Regions from separate parts of the Mus musculus genome. Here region 2 is linked to region 1. The links are chromatin loops, found by intact Hi-C in ENCODE. Cell type or tissue: left cerebral cortex. All regions are shown on one strand.

Region 1 (8,000 bases):
AAGTCTGTGTCGCCATTTTAGTTTACCTTTTTTTTCTCTTTTTCCTTTTTTTATTGGATGTTTTGTTTATTTACATTTCAAATGCTATCCCCCTTCCTGGTTTTCCTTCTGCAAACCCCCTATCTCCCCCTCCCCCTGATTTTATGAGGATGCTCCCCCACCCACTCACCCGTTCCTGCCTCTTTGCTCTAGCATCCCCTATCCTGAGGCATCAAGCCTCTTCAGGACCAAGGACCTTCCCTCCCATTGATGCCTCATAAGTCAACCTCTGCTACATATGCAATTGGAGTCATGAGTGCCTCCATGTGAGGACTCCTTTTTCTTATGGGGCTTCCTTTTCTCTGCCTGACTTGGGAAGCCCAACCCCTAATCATCTACCTGAGGAATGTCACATGGTCCTTAGCAAAATTACATGTTCCGGGGGATTCCTCTCCATGCAAATGAAGTAAGCCCAGAACCTTAAGCCTCAGCCAAGGAAAATTTACACCAAGAAGAACCATTCCCCACTCTCCAAAGTTCAGCATAAATAAAGTGTACGAGCACAAGTGGTTGTATTGAATATCATTTAAGAGAGAGCTGTTCCATTGTATGTCATCTAAAAGAGCTGTTAACACTGAAGAGTTGTAACATTCCTACCCCTGGCATTCACTGCCGTACCGCCATCACCCTAACCTATCAGTTCCAGATTTCACTCCATCCTTCCCTGACTGGTGTACACTCTGAGGGAAGAGGGAAGAATAGGAAACTAGAACCACACACGGGTTAGTCCTTCTTCTATCTTTCCCTTGCTCCACAGCTGTAGAGACTGGTAGTCCCATTAACTCTTCTTCCTTGTCAAGGAAGTTAGAGGAAACAAAAAACAAAACAAAACAAAATTTAAAAAACCCAAAAAGCAAAAAAAAAAAAAAAAAAAAAAAAAAAAAAAAAAAACAACAACAAAACAAAACAAAAAAACAAAAAACAAAAAACAAAAAAAAACCAAGGCTGGAATGGGACTGATTAATTATCAAACATCAATTGTTAAAAGACACAACCTCTTACCAAAGCAAAGAGTGAATATATGTAAGATTCAAATACTAAGAACTTTCATGGACAGATATGGCCAAGCATAGATATAGAAAGTCATCTGAAATAATCCCAGAATTATAAACATTATTTCCCATTTAGATGAAGAGTTGGAGGTGTATTTAGTCAAAATAGTGATTGGTTGGCTTATACAACACACTGGATGAGATCTGTAGCACCCCCCAAAACAGGCATGGTGACACGCACTCAGGAAGTAGGAACAGCGGAATCAGTTCAAGACCAGCCTTCATTACATAATGAGTTCCGGGTGAACCTATAACACATAAAATTCTGTCTCAGAAACGAACAAACTCACAATTAAGCAAGCAAAAGGGTGATTTTCGGGTTATTTTGCATGATACCCTGTTGGATTTTGTTTACTGATAATTTATTGCTCTCATAGAAAATGGCATGCTATGAAATTGAAAAATCAATCTATGTTGACATATAGCACATTGTACTGATCTGGCTAGATTTATTGAGTATGGGAGGAGAACAACCTTTAATGCCCACTTATGTTTATTTTTCCTTTGGTACTTCGAGAACGGATCAGAATCGCCCCTAAAATTGGTTTAAGGCAGCATGATTCGGAAGTGGCATCTTCACTCTTACACTGCAGGGAATGAATCCCTCACTCCAACATCCTCTAGCACCCACCACCCAGAAGCAGATTCTGTGCACCCCATCAGGTCACAGGAAGATGGTCCCAATAGAACTTTCTGTAACCCAGAGGAGCACGATCTGTGCTATCAGATATCCAACTATTCCATCATCCAAGGAAAACCAGTCCTCTGAAGAAATGTGTTTTTAAAGATTACGCTCAGCTAATTTAAAAGTAAATAGAAATAGCCACTGGTGCCTACTGGCTCCCACAGGGTATAAGGGGATGTGACAATTCCACTCTGTCATTATCTTCTATTTTACTTCTTAATCGAGACCTTTAAATTATCTCAGCCAAATTAGGACTCTATAATTTTACTAGCTGATAAGTCAAATTTAGGGTGGCATCATGTGATTGCATTTCCTGTGATTTTCATTTTAAAACACACACACACACACACACACACACACACACACACACACACACAGACACACACACACCTTATTTCCCAGTGTATCAAAATTTTAAGAATTTATTGATGAAAAGATTTATAAGTTTTGAAAGTCATCTCACAGAATCTAGGTACCTAAAGCTTTTTTTTTTGTTTGTTTGCTTGTTTTTTTTTTTTTTTGGGGGGGGGGTTGGTTGTTGTGACCATAGCTATTAAAGTAAGAACCAACATTTACTCAGCCTTGTTTTCAGAAGTAGTTATATATACAAGCAGGTCATATAGAAGATTGAGCTTGTAAGGAAAGCCACTGAAGACAAAGTCAGAAACAAGATTTTGAAATATATAGAGACTAAGCTCCTTGCACATGGATGTGAGGAAAGACGCTATGGCCATGGGAATCAGGAAATTGCAATGGTTGCAGTGGTCTGTCTTCTCGTGTCGCAATCCCTGTTCCCACCAGTCAAGAGGACTGTGATGACACTAGCCAAGTTAATGAATCTCCTTTATTTTTATTTTAATTAATTGTATTTAATTATGTGTGCATATAAGTACGGGTACTCATGGGGGCTGCAGCTGGAAAAGTTTGCTGAATCCCCTAGAGCTGGAGGTTCAGGCAGTGAGTAGTGAGCTGCCTGACATGGGTTCTGGGAAACAAACTTGGGTCCCCTGGAAGAGCAGTGTGTTTTTATAACTACTGAGTCATCACTCCAGCCTTGCCCGTTTTCAACTAAATACATTTCTGATCTGGCAGTGAGATGAGTTGAAGATCATTATGGATTTTGTAGTCATTTGTGTTAGGATTAATCGTCTTTGGACTTTTAGAGCTTCTGACCCACATCACTAGAAAGGGGCTGATTTAACTGTAAGATCCATGACTCCAGACAGCGTCATAGAAATGTGGAGTGGTTTAAGCCACCTGGAAAAATGCTTGAGTTGAGGATGCTCTATCTGTAAAAGGAGATATTAGTTGGACTTTAAAAGACATCATGAAAATTAAGAAAGATAATGTATGCAAATGACCTCGGTACTTCAGAGGCCTTGGATGTGTTCATTCTCTCTCTCTCTCTCTCTCTCTCTCTCTCTCTCTCTCTCTCTCTCTCTCTCTCTCTGTGTGTGCCAATATTTTGAAATGTAAAAAAGAAAAAAAATTAACTGAAGCCACAAATGGTCCAGAAATAACCAATCAATCATACGCTTATTTCTCTGAATTGAGAGTTCAGTGTGACTTTGTTAGTGTGCTCTGTAGAACCAAGGTATTTCTAGGCCCCAGGCAGATGGTCACATACTCAGAGGAGGAAAAAAAAATAGTTATTTTTCATAAAATCCTCTTTGGTTGATTCCTTCATTATGATTGGGCAAAATGCCACCTGCAACAGATGGATATGAATACAGGCAACCAGAGAGGCTGTGTTATACCCCAAGTCCTGGCATCTGTGGCCGACTCCCTCACCAGGCTGTCAAAACAGCTGCTGCGTGCTCCCTCCTCCTGCACTTATGAGGCTTTGCCAAGAATGTCCACACGCAGAGAAGATCCAGCAGTTTGCTAGCTGGTGCTCGCAGGTTGGAAATCACACCTATTGCCCTCTGAGTACTAGGGGAGCCCTCTTCAGAGCTTCTTTCAAATATCTGGGAATGAGTAACTTATTTAACCATTCAAACCCACATAGCTTTCCATTAACATTGAGCAGACAGGAGTGTTAGCAGAGTGAATGAATGAATGAATGAATGAATGAATACTCAAATCTAAACTCAACTTAATGTAGTTAAATCTACCTTAATATTTTAGGTCCTTAGCACCTTTTCTACAAGGGGAAATAAACAATGTTTGGTGGAAGTTTATCAATGAGTAGAATAATAATGCAAAGAGGACACAGAGAGCTTGGTTGTGATAATTGGGTGCTTCTCTTGCAGCTGTACTAAAATGCCCGGAATAGAACAACTTACTGAAGACAGAGTTTGTTTCATCCTCACGGTACAGGCCACCTCTACCAGGCAGTCACCTTGATAAATGCTTACGGAACTTGGTCACATAACATCCATAGTCTGGAAGAAGGAGAAAAAACTCCCCCAAGTCAACTAAATTTCTTCTTGTTATTCAATCAATGATCCAAGGCCAGGGAATGGTGCCACCCACTTTTAAGGTAAGTCTTCCCACTTGGAATAATCTATGCAGCATAATCCTTCACAGGCACTGCCCGAGGCAAACCTGGCCACAATGATCCTTGACAGGTGGACCTGGGACCTTGTGTTGTGTATGATTTAAGATAGTGTCAAATTGACAATCAATGCTATCTGCCCCAAGGATTAACTTTTATTTCATGTTGATTAAACACCAAGCATGATTCTAAATGTCCTACAGGTGTTAGAAATCTAGTCCTTATATTCAACTCACAAATAGATATTTTATAAAACACACAAGGAAAAAAAAAAAAAAAAAGACAGAGCAAACCCAAATCCTTTACCCCAGATAGCAACACTTTACAAAAGTAATGTTGAAGAATAAAATGCAGGCAGGCAGTCCAAATCCAGACCCTTCATACTTAGCCATTCCTGACAGTGTTAAGGGAAGGGTAACTCTTATTATGAGGCAAAAAGGAATTCACAGGAAGTCAAGTGTGTTAATGAAATATCCATTGTTAAAAAGCAAATGACAGCTATTGGGTCCTTGAATGACTTCCAACCGGTGCTCCCTGCTTAGGTAGGGAAAAATTGCAGAGGAAAGAATAGTTCAAAGTCACTCCGTTTTACAGAATGCTAGAAATCGTGTTACAAAAGTCAAATTCATTACAAGCATATTAGAAACAACCGCTGTAATTTAAGTAATTGGGAAAATCTGGAAAAAAATTGGTTTTCTATTTTAATCCTTGACGGAACAAATTTAGCTAATGGATTTTGCATGCTTAAATTTACATTTGCTACTAATCCGAGTCTGTGTTTATATGTGGTCTTATATACATTACAGAAACACAGCCTGACCTTCATGAAATGCATTTTGTTAAATACAGAAAATATTAACTTCTTGTTGGAATTAGATTGACCTCACAAATATATTTAAAACAATTTTTGTTCTGTTACATTGCCCTTACCTCAAAGCTGTGACCAAGTACCTTACAAAAGCTGGTGAAAAGAGGGTGTTTTATCTCAACTCATTGTTTCAGGAGACATCAATTCATCATGACCGAGAAGGCTGGGTGACTAAAATAGGTCAACCAATAGCAATGGAGCATGTGATGCATCTTTCAACATCTGGGAGGATCACGAAGCAAGAAGAGTTTGGTAGGAACCAGGAATCAACACCACATTCAAGGCCCACCCATCCACCTGTTTTTGTTAAACAGAACACCATTCATAAAGTTCCACAACCTCCCAGGGAAGCATCCCCACAGGCACAAAAGATGTCTCAGAAGCTAAGAACCCTTACTGCTCTTTCAGAGGAGCAGCATTTGGTTCTCAGTACATACACTGGGCACTGCTGCCACTACATCCGATTCTAGTGGATTCCATGTGTTCTTGTTGTTCCTGAGGGTACCAATATGAATGTGCACATAAGTACACATAGATATATGCAATAAATAAATAATGAAATAATGGGATGACTAAAGAAATAAGGCATTAAAGTCAACAAAAGTATCCCAGCTGGCAACCGAGTATTTTAACACAAGAGCCTGCGGGAAGATATTTCATGTTCTATTTTTTTCTCCAAAGAAGGACCATGGCCCTAACAAAAATAATGTCCACTGATAACTAAAGCATATATACTAGTATAGTCATTGAACTTATGTAAATAAGGTCTCTATTTTCTTTCCTTGAACACTTAAAATATGTGATCTGATGCTTTATACAATGAGTGCAATGAAACTGCAAATATATGCTTTCATTGAATAGGAAGCCTAGAATAGGACCAGACAGAATGGAGTCAAACTAAAATAGATATTGATACAACTAGTAAAAGTGATATTAAGAAATAAGAAGCCAAGCAGATTGGATGGACAAAGGAGATGCAAAAGAAAGATGAGGAGAAAGACCTTTGCTTCACGAAATTCTGCCCCAAAGCGTTAGCTTGGGAACTCAACATGAGTTCTTGTTCTTTGTGCCAATGTCTTCAAGCAATGCCAAACTCACCTCCTTGACATCCTTCTGTCAATCAGGGTTATGCTTAGGTTAAAAGTACTTAAGAAGGGCAGACCATCAGAATAGAATTAGAAGCTGAAATGATGGCCCACGCTTTCATACCTGGAAACCCAGAACTTGAGCAGAGGGCTGTAGAAAAAGAATCACCATGGGTTTAGGGACAGGGTGAACAACATTGCAAGTCTGAAGGCAATCTGAGCAATAAAGATGTACACACACACACACACACACACACACACACACACACAGTGAGAGAGGCACAGAGACAGGGAGACCAGAGAGTCAGAGAGACCAGAAAGACAGAGAGACAAAGAGACAGAGAGACAGAGACAGAGAGAGAGGTTTAAAATAAGAAATCTAACACAAAATTCTGAGAGCTGAGATGTTCCTTAATCTGACACATGAAGCTGACCAGAGAAGTGGTTCTAAAGGCCTCAGAACGAAGTTGAAAGGGTGGTACAGATCCAACAGAGATATGGTGTAAAAGAGAACTAATTCTGTGTGTGGTGTGTGTGTGTGTGTGTGTGTGTGTGTGTGTGTGTGTGTGTGTGTGTGTATGTATGTATCCGCACGCGCATGTACACATGCCTGCCCATGCCTGTGTGTATGCACATGTTTCATTAGAATTGCTGGGTAATCCAATCATAACCATCAATATACTGGAGAGCTAAAGAACCCAGTATAACTTCTGTTCATGAAGCAGGCTTCCCCAACTGCCCCAGTATGGAGCAGAGGGCCTGAAGGTTTCCTGGATGGTCACAGATCCTTGTTCCATTTTTGAAAGCCAAGGAAGTTCTAGTCTGGTGCCAGCTAACGGTGGAAGCAGCAACAGAAATGAGCTTACTCATTGTGAGAAGTGAAGGCAGGCAGGAAAGCACAGCCATGTGTCTTCAGATATCTGCATCTGTGCTCTCACCGGAAGGCAGCCCATACTGTGGGGGGAGGGTTTGCTCCCTCATCTAATTACTCCAGGAAATGCTTTCCCAGATCTGCCCAGGAACATTTCTCTTAATTGATACTATATTCAATCAAGTTGACGATCAACATTAACAAATGGGTGAGTCCTAATGTCACCCGACAGGTATATGAACAAAAATACAAATGTCCATGTGACAGAAAAAAATCTGTCTCAGCTCAAGCAGAGAAAAGTCACCCTTTGCCCATCTTGCTTTAATTTTATACAGACACTTAACAGAGAGACGGATGCCCATCCACATTAGTTTTGGTGATTGGTTTTTGCCCAGTTTGCCAATTGAACTGTTAATGTCTTTTGAAAATACCCTCAAGTACTACTATATCAGCAATTTGGGCACCCACTGGCCTAATCACATTTCCATTCAACCTGGACCATCACAAAATTCAAGAAAAAGCTTGGAGAATTAGATAGCTGGTGTGCAGAGAAAGCCATAGCAGTAACAATGCACAAACCCAACCTAACTAAAGCAATCTCCCTCTAAGAACCAGCTGCTACAAAGTAGTCCATATAAAAAGATCCATACACAGATGGGCGTGGTGGCGCACGCCTTTAATCCCAGCACTTGGGAGGCAGAGGCAGGTGGATTTCTGAGTTCGAGGCCAGCCTGTTCTACAGAGTGAGTTCCAGGACAGCCAGAGCTATACAGAGAAACCCTGTCTCGGAAAAAACAAACAAACAAAAAAACTAGATTCAAGTATACTTCCATTTCCTATTTCAGAAATTAATCTCAAGACTGTGAGATCAAATAAATGATTTTCCCCTCAGATTAAATTTGG
Region 2 (8,000 bases), 560 kb after region 1:
AACTTCTGCAGTGTGACTTTTGAGGGTCAAACTCACATCATGAGGCTTGGAAGCAAGTGGCTTTTCCCACTGAGCCATCTCACCAGCCCATAAATGAGCTATATTTTAAAATGTTACTTTGAAGTATATTCACACAATAAGCTAAAGTGAAAATGTTTTAGAATAAAATGGAGAGAAGCTGGAAGCAATCCCACTAAAATCAGGGACTAGACAAGGCTGCCCACTTTCTCCCTACCTTTTCAACATAGTACTTGAAGTATTAGCCAGAGCAATTCGACAACAAAAGGAGATCAAGGGGATACAAATTGGAAAAGAGGAAGTCAAAATATCACTTTTTGCAGATGATATGATAGTATATATAAGTGACCCTAAAAATTCTACCAGAGAACTCCTAAACCTGATAAACAGCTTCGGTGAAGTAGCTGGATATAAAATAAACTCAAACAAGTCAATGGCCTTTCTCTATACAAAGAATAAACAGGCTGAGAAAGAAATTAGGGAAACAACACCCTTCTCAATAGTCACAAATAATATAAAATATCTTGGCATGACTCTAACTAAGGAAGTGAAAGATCTGTATGATAAAAACTTCAAATCTCTGAAGAAAGAAATTAAGGAAGATCTCAGAAGATGGAAAGATCTCCCATGCTCATGGATTGGCAGGATCAACATTGTAAAAATGGCTATCTTGCCAAAAGCAATCTACAGATTCAATGCAATCCCCATCAAAATTCCAACTCAATTCTTCACCGAATCGGAAGGAGCAATTTGCAAATTTGTCTGGAATAACAAAAAACCTAGGATAGCAAAAAGTCTTCTCAAGGATAAAAGAACTTCTGGCGGAATCACCATGCCAGACCTAAAGCTTTACTACAGAGCAATTGTGATAAAAATTGCATGGTACTGGTATAGAGACAGACAAGTAGACCAATGGAATAGAATTGAAGACCCAGAAATGAACCCACACACCTATGGTCACTTGATCTTCGACAAGGGAGCTAAAACCATCCAATGGAAGAAAGACAGCATTTTCAACAATTGGTGCTGGCACAACTGGTTGTTATCATGTAGAAGAATGGGAATCGATCCATACTTATCTCCTTGTACTAAGGTCAAATCTAAGTGGATCAAGGAACTTCACATAAAACCAGAGACACTGAAACTTATAGAGGAGAAAGTGGGGAAAAGCCTTGAAGATATGGGCACAGGGGAAAAATTCCTGAACAGATCAGCAATGGCTTGTGCTGTAAGATCGAGAATTGACAAATGGGACCTAATGAAACTCCAAAGTTTCTGCAAGGCAAAAGACACCGTCAATAAGACAAAAAGACCACCAACAGATTGGGAAAGGATCTTTACCTATCCTAAATCAGATAGGGGACTAATATCCAACATATATAAAGAACTCAAGAAGGTGGACTTCAGAAAATCAAATAACCCCATTAAAAAATGGGGCTCAGAACTGAACAAAGAATTCTCACCTGAGGAATACCGAATGGCAGAGAAGCACCTGAAAAAATGTTCAACATCCTTAATCATCAGGGAAATGCAAATCAAAACAACCCTGAAATTCCACCTCACACCAGTCAGAATGGCTAAGATCAAAAATTCAGGTGACAGCAGATGCTGGCGTGGATGTGGAGAAAGAGGAACACTCCTCCATTGTTGGTGGGAGTGCAGGCTTGTACAACCACTCTGGAAATCAGTCTGGCGGTTCCTCAGAAAATTGGACATAGTACTACCGGAGGATCCAGCAATACCTCTCCTGGGCATATATCCAGAAGATGCCCCAACTGGTAAGAAGGACACATGCTCCACTATGTTCATAGCAGCCTTATTTATAATAGCCAGAAGCTGGAAAGAACCTAGATTTCCCTCAACAGAGGAATGGATACAGAAAATGTGGTACATCTACACAATGGAGTACTACTCAGCTATTAAAAAGAATGAATTTATGAAATTCCTAGCCAAATGGATGGACCTGGAGGGCATCATCCTGAGTGAGGTAACACATTCACAAAGAAACTCACACAATATTTACTCACTGATAAGTGGATATTAGCCCCAAACCTAGGATACCCAAGATATAAGATATAATTTGCTAAACACATGAAACTCAAGAAGAATGAAGACTGAAGTGTGGACCCTATGCCCCTCCTTAGATTTGGGAACAAAACACCCATGGAAGGAGTTACAGAGACAAAGTTTGGAGCTGAGATGAAAGGATGGACCATGTAGAGACTGCCATATCCAGGGATCCACCCCATAATCAGCATCCAAACGCTGACACCATTGCATACACTAGCAAGATTTTATTGAAAGGACCCAGATGTAGCTGTCTCTTGTGAGACTATGCCGGGGCCTAGCAAACACAGAAGTGGATGCTCACAGTCAGCTAATGGATGGATCATAGGGCTCCCAATGGAGGAGCTAGAGAAAGTAGCCAAGGAGCTAAAGGGATCTACAACCCTATAGATGGATAGATGGAACAACATTATGAACTAACCAGTACCCCGGAGCTCTTGACTCTAGCTGCATATGTATCAAAAGATGGCCTAGTCGGCCATCACTGGAAAGAGAGGCCCATTGGACTTGCAAACTTTATATGCCCCAGTACAGGGGAACACCAGGGCCAAAAAGGGGGAGTGGGTGGGCAGGGGAGTGGGGGTGGGTGGATATAGGGGACTTTTGGTATAGCATTGGAAATGTAAATGAGCTAAATACCTAATAAAAATGGAAAAATAAATTTACTATGCTTTTATAACACAATTACATAGTTATAGGCTTGGTATAGACTTGCATAAATAAGTTAAAATGAAAAGAACTTTAAGTATCAATTTTTGGTATTGTTGTTGTTTGTTTTTGTTCTTGTTGGGGGGTTGTTTTGTTTTGTTTTTGTTTTGTTTTGAGACAGGGTTTCTCTGTCTAGGGCTGGCTGTCCTGAGATTGTTCTGTAGACCAGGCTGGTCTCCAAATACAGAAATCTGCCTGCCTCTGCCTCCCACTGCCTGGCTAGTGTGTAATATTTTTAACTGAACTGGAAAAAGTGGAGCTTGGGTGAGAACAAGTTGACTTTAATTTAAACATTTCTGGAATGTTTAAATCATTATAGCAAGCATGCATTTCTCTTATCATTTAAATAATTCATATTTAATAAATACGCTTCAATCAGCAGACTTATGAATCTTTTTCTTTTTTGCTAATGGCTAAGGAAAAAGAGAGCCAATTAATTTTGTAAGATAACTTTTACCTTAGGCGTGGTGGTGAGGAAAGTCCTTTCTTTTCAGTGTTACATAAAGTCTGTGGGAGGTGTACGACCAGAGCACAGCAGAGAGTGTGGCTGCCTTAGGAAGAGAAGTGGGCAGTGTAAAGGCTTGAAGGAGGGATACAGCTCAAAAGAGTTGAAAGACAGGTTTCTAAGCAGAAGTGGAGTAGGCAGTGAGTTCTATTTTAACGCTTCATTCACAAGAAATAGTTTAAGCAAGATTGAAAGAAGAAAAACTGCAAAAAAAAAAAACCTTCACCCTTCAGAACACAGTTGAAGGATAAGAAGATACCATCTGTCTCATGCACTGTCACAGGAAATTAATCTCCTAGGGTATTAGCAAGTTCTGATATCTATATCAAATTCTTTTCTTTGAGAAATAACTGGTCAGAGTGACTCTACATGGTATAAGATGAAGCTCAGCTAAGCTATAAACACCAGCGGTAGAGTCAGCCTGAAGAGTCTGCATGTTTCTGGATGTTCCATAGGCAATCAAAATTATTGGCAATTAATAGCAGCATCTGAGGAGTAGCCTTCCTTTGGTGGTAGCAAGATGAAGAGAAGGATTTGTACAGGGAGAGGCTTAGCCATGATTCAATATCTCGAAGTGCCAAGTATACAACAGTGTAAAATAGTTATTGGACAACTCCAAGATTCACATTAGTATTATTACATTTTCCTTTAATAGATAAAAAGTTTAGACAATAAATTGTCCCATGCATTTGCAAATTCAAACAAATTATTCTAAGATTAAACTCATTGTATAGGGCTTATTTAGATAGGTGATGATAATGTCAAAAGCTGTTCCACTTAAATGTCCACTTTAGCCTGCTGTTCAACATGAAAGAATGTTGCCATTGGATGCTGTGATTTGAATGTGAAACATCCCCACAGGTCCATGTATTTCAACATTTGGTTCCCAGCAGGAAATGTAAGTTCAAACACTGTAGAACCTTTAGGACAAGTGGTTTAGCTAGCAGAAATGGTCCACTGGGAGTGGATGTGGAAAGTTATTATCTACTGGTTCAACACCAAGTTCTCTGCCTTTGTATGTGGGTGTGTGTGTGTGTGACAGAGACAGAGAGAGAGAGAGAGAGAGAGAGAGAGAGAGAGAGAGAGAGAGAGAGGAGTGTCTCTGTGTGTCTGTATGTGTATACAGTTGCATGTGTATGTAGAGTCTAGAGACCAATATCTTATATCTTTGTCTTCACTTACTCTTCCCCTCATTTTTTGAGACAGTCTCTTCCTGTACCTTGAATTCACCGATGTAGCTGAGCTGGTAGCCAATAAACTCTAGGACTCTTCCTGTCTGCATCTCTCCAGTGCTAGGTTTACAAATGTGCACCATGGAGACTAGCTTCTATGTGGGTGCTAAGAATCCAAACCCAGGTTCTCACTTTACCCACTGAGCCATATCTCCCACCCCTTCTGCTTCTTGGTTTGTTATGAGACAGCTCTCATAGGCTCCTGCTGTGAAGAGTTCTGTCATGCCTTCCCCGGCTGTGATGGGCAGAAACAGTGAATCCAAATAAGTATTTCCCCCTGTAAGTTGCTTCTCTGGGTATTTTTCCTAGCAACATAAAAAGTAACCAATGTACTCTATCATCTCAACCTGAAATCTATGTTTTCACATGTGAAGGTTTGTTGTAACTCTCCATTCAAATGCATAGGAAGCAGTAATCATCTCCATTTGCAAATTTTCTTAATATGATCTCCTCGTTGCACTTTCGGTAGTCTATCAATTACAACTTACTTTTATATTAGGAGGGAAATGATATGGGCTACTGAGGTGCTGTAGCCTACAAAGGCACTTTCCCCAAAAGCCTGGCAACCTGAGGTCAACCATGTCAACAATGGAACCCAGGGGAAAAGTAGAAGGGGAGAACCAACTCCACAAAACTGTCCTCTGACTTCCACACATGTGGCATGGCATGCAACCCCCACAACACACATGTACTTCACTCACACACATGTGCACATGCATGAGCTTGCACACAGTGCTCACAAAGGATGGACATAATGTATTTGTACCAGATCACCATGGGTACCTCAGAACATGTTTATATCACATGTAATCTTTATGAGCAAGAATTTTAGTATTATCTTGATTCTGCTAATCTGAACATTCATGCATTTATGTGCAACTCCCAGTTAATACTGATGATCAGCTAGAAACTTCTATCTATGAAGACAAAGTGAAACCAGTTAAATCACATATATGGTCCATGCTCTATTTTCTATCAATCGCTGGAGGAAGAACAGGTTTTGAGGTGAAAGAGATGATCTGGAACTTAGTTACTGTGTAGATCTTAAACGAGTAGCTCCGTTCTTAAAACCATGTTTCCTGCAACATTGTGGGCCTATTAATAAAGCTGTGTAGGTCCCCAATAGATATTTTAGTGATACAATTAGTTCAGCAGTGTCTACAAGATCTTTGTCAACTCAGTTCCACTATGACCCACTTGTAAAGTATACTTCATAAATATTGGCTATGCTTTTGAAGAGGAAAGAAGAAATTCACTAGCAAACAGCAAAGTCTTGTAGCCGCCAGTGGCCATGGATTACTAAATTCCTGAAAGGAAAGATGGGGTTGGATGGGAAAGGCAGTGAGAGAAATAATGAGCCAAGACAAAGTTCTCTGATCAAGGCCCAATGTTTGCTTATGAGTTTGAGCCTATAAAGGGGGAACACCCATCCCCTACCACGCCAGGATCTCATTGCTTTGTCAGGAAAACAGCTTCAGCCTATGAGCAGGTAGTGGCTTCTTGGAGGAAACTGCAGATGTGGCAGGACAATAGATCTTACCTGAGTCAGAAGATTCCATTCTAGGTAAGCTAGCAACTGTGGCAAATCAGGTCTGAGCCAACCTGCTCAAAGCCGGGGGTGGGGGAGGGGACACACACACAAAGTCTATATGCACCATCCAGTGCTCATGCTCAGTCAGAAGAAAAGTTCCATCTAGAAATATCAACGCTGCAAAGACAAATGCAGACATCATCAGGACCTGCTTGGGACCTTAATTTATGATGAAGATGCTTTTGGACCCAATGGGAGGAATCGTGATGACCAATGATGGCAATGCCATTCTTGGAGAGATTCAAGTCCAGCATCCTGCAGTAAAGTCCATGATTGAAATTAGCAGGACCCAGGATGAAGAGGTTGGAGATGGAACCACATCAGTAGTTATCCTTGATGCTGTCTGTGGCTGAGCATTTCTTAGAGCAGCAGATGCACCCAACAGTGGTAATCAGTGCTTATCGCATGACACTGGGTGATATGATCAACACTCTGAAGAAAATCAGTACCCCTGTTGATGTCAATAACTATGAGATGATGTTAAACATCATCAATAGCTCTATTACTACAAATGTCATCAACTGGTGATCCTCTTTGGCATGCAGCATTGCACTGGATACTGTTAAGACTGTGCAGTTTGAAGAGAATGGCAGAAAAAAAATGACATCAAGAAGTATTCGAGGGTAGAAAAGATTCCTGGGGGCATCACTGAAGACTCATGCATCTTACACGGAGTTATAATTAACAAGGATGTGACCCATCCAGTAATGAGCTGCTATATTAAGAATCCTCAAATTGTGCTACTGAATTCTTCTCTGGAGTACAAGAAAGTAAGTCAGACTGACATTGAGATTACACGAAAGGAGGATTTCACCCGAATCCTGCAAATGAAAGATGAGTGCATCCAGCAGTTGTGTGAGGATATTATCCAGCACAGGATATTATTCTGTGATGACCTTGTCATCACAGAAAAGGGCATCTCAGATTTAGCTCAGCACTACCTCATATGGGTCAATGTCACAGCCACTCATAGAGTCTGGAAAACAGACAATAATCACTTTGCTAGAGCCTGTAGGGCACGGATAGTCGGCTGACCCAAGGAACTGAGAGAAGATGATGTTGGTACAGGGGCAGGCTTATTGGAAATCAAGACGATTGGAGATGAGTACTTTACATTCATCACTGACTGAAAAGGCTCAAAGGCCTGCACCATTCTTCTTAGAGGAGCCAGCAAAGAGATACTCTCAGAAGTAGAACACAACCTCCAGGATGCCACGCAAGTGTGCCGCAATGTTCAACTGGATCCTCAACTGGTGCCTGGTTGTGGAGCCTCTGAGATAGCCGTGGCCCATGACTTGACAGAAAAATCTAAGGCCATGACTGGTGTGGAACAATGGCCATATAGAGCTGTGGCTCAGGCGTTAGAGGCCATGCCTCGGACCTGGATCCAGAATTGTGGGGCCAGTACCATTTGTCTGCTTACCTCCCTTCGGGCCAAGCACACACAGGAGAGTTGCGAGACCTGGGGTGTGAATCGGTGAGACTGGTACCTTGGCGAACATGAAAGAGCAGGGTATTTGGGAGCCATTGGCTGTGGAGCTACAAACATACAAAACAGCAGTGGAGACTGAAGTTCTGCATCTGTGGATTGATGACATCATCTGTGGCCACAAGAAGAAGGGTGATGACCAGAACCGGCAAACCAGGGCCCCAGATGCTGACCAGGAGTGAGTGCTGAGCAAGGTGACTTCCAATCACAGAACCAGCAGTCTCCCCTTTCCTGAGCCAGAGTTCCACGAATGCTGTGGCCATCTTTGTTTGCGAAGGATTAGGTTGAGGGGCAGACCCCAGACTGTCCCATCTGGGTTTGCAAAAAGCACTGGCTCTCTATTGTAAGCTTCCCATTTAATTTGCTTCCAATGATTAAGTTATTTAAAAA

Evidence for each region. Hi-C counts contacts between places; a loop is a spot of excess contacts. Peaks named below come from ENCODE experiments on the same cell type or tissue, not always from the same donor. Only the 100,000 strongest peaks of a DNase experiment are listed, where the experiment ranks them.
Region 2: it touches region 1 in a loop (6-fold over the local background); 2 of 42 quality-filtered maps call a loop at or near these places.

The regions. Positions count from the first base shown.
Region 1 is chr11:91,422,465-91,430,464 of GRCm38, reverse strand. No RefSeq gene overlaps it. Among named protein-coding and RNA genes, the nearest start is that of Gm38950, 140 kb to the left of the region's middle. In left cerebral cortex, no CTCF peak of the experiment used is centred here; DNase peaks (open chromatin) are centred at 2,799 and 3,516.
Region 2 is chr11:90,859,559-90,867,558 of GRCm38, reverse strand. All of the region lies in intron 2 of 4930405D11Rik (RIKEN cDNA 4930405D11 gene), which reads right to left. It also overlaps the pseudogene Gm11516. Among named protein-coding and RNA genes, the nearest start is that of 4930405D11Rik, 59 kb to the right of the region's middle. In left cerebral cortex, no CTCF peak of the experiment used is centred here; DNase peaks (open chromatin) are centred at 2,994 and 3,371; H3K27ac peaks cover 1,059 bases.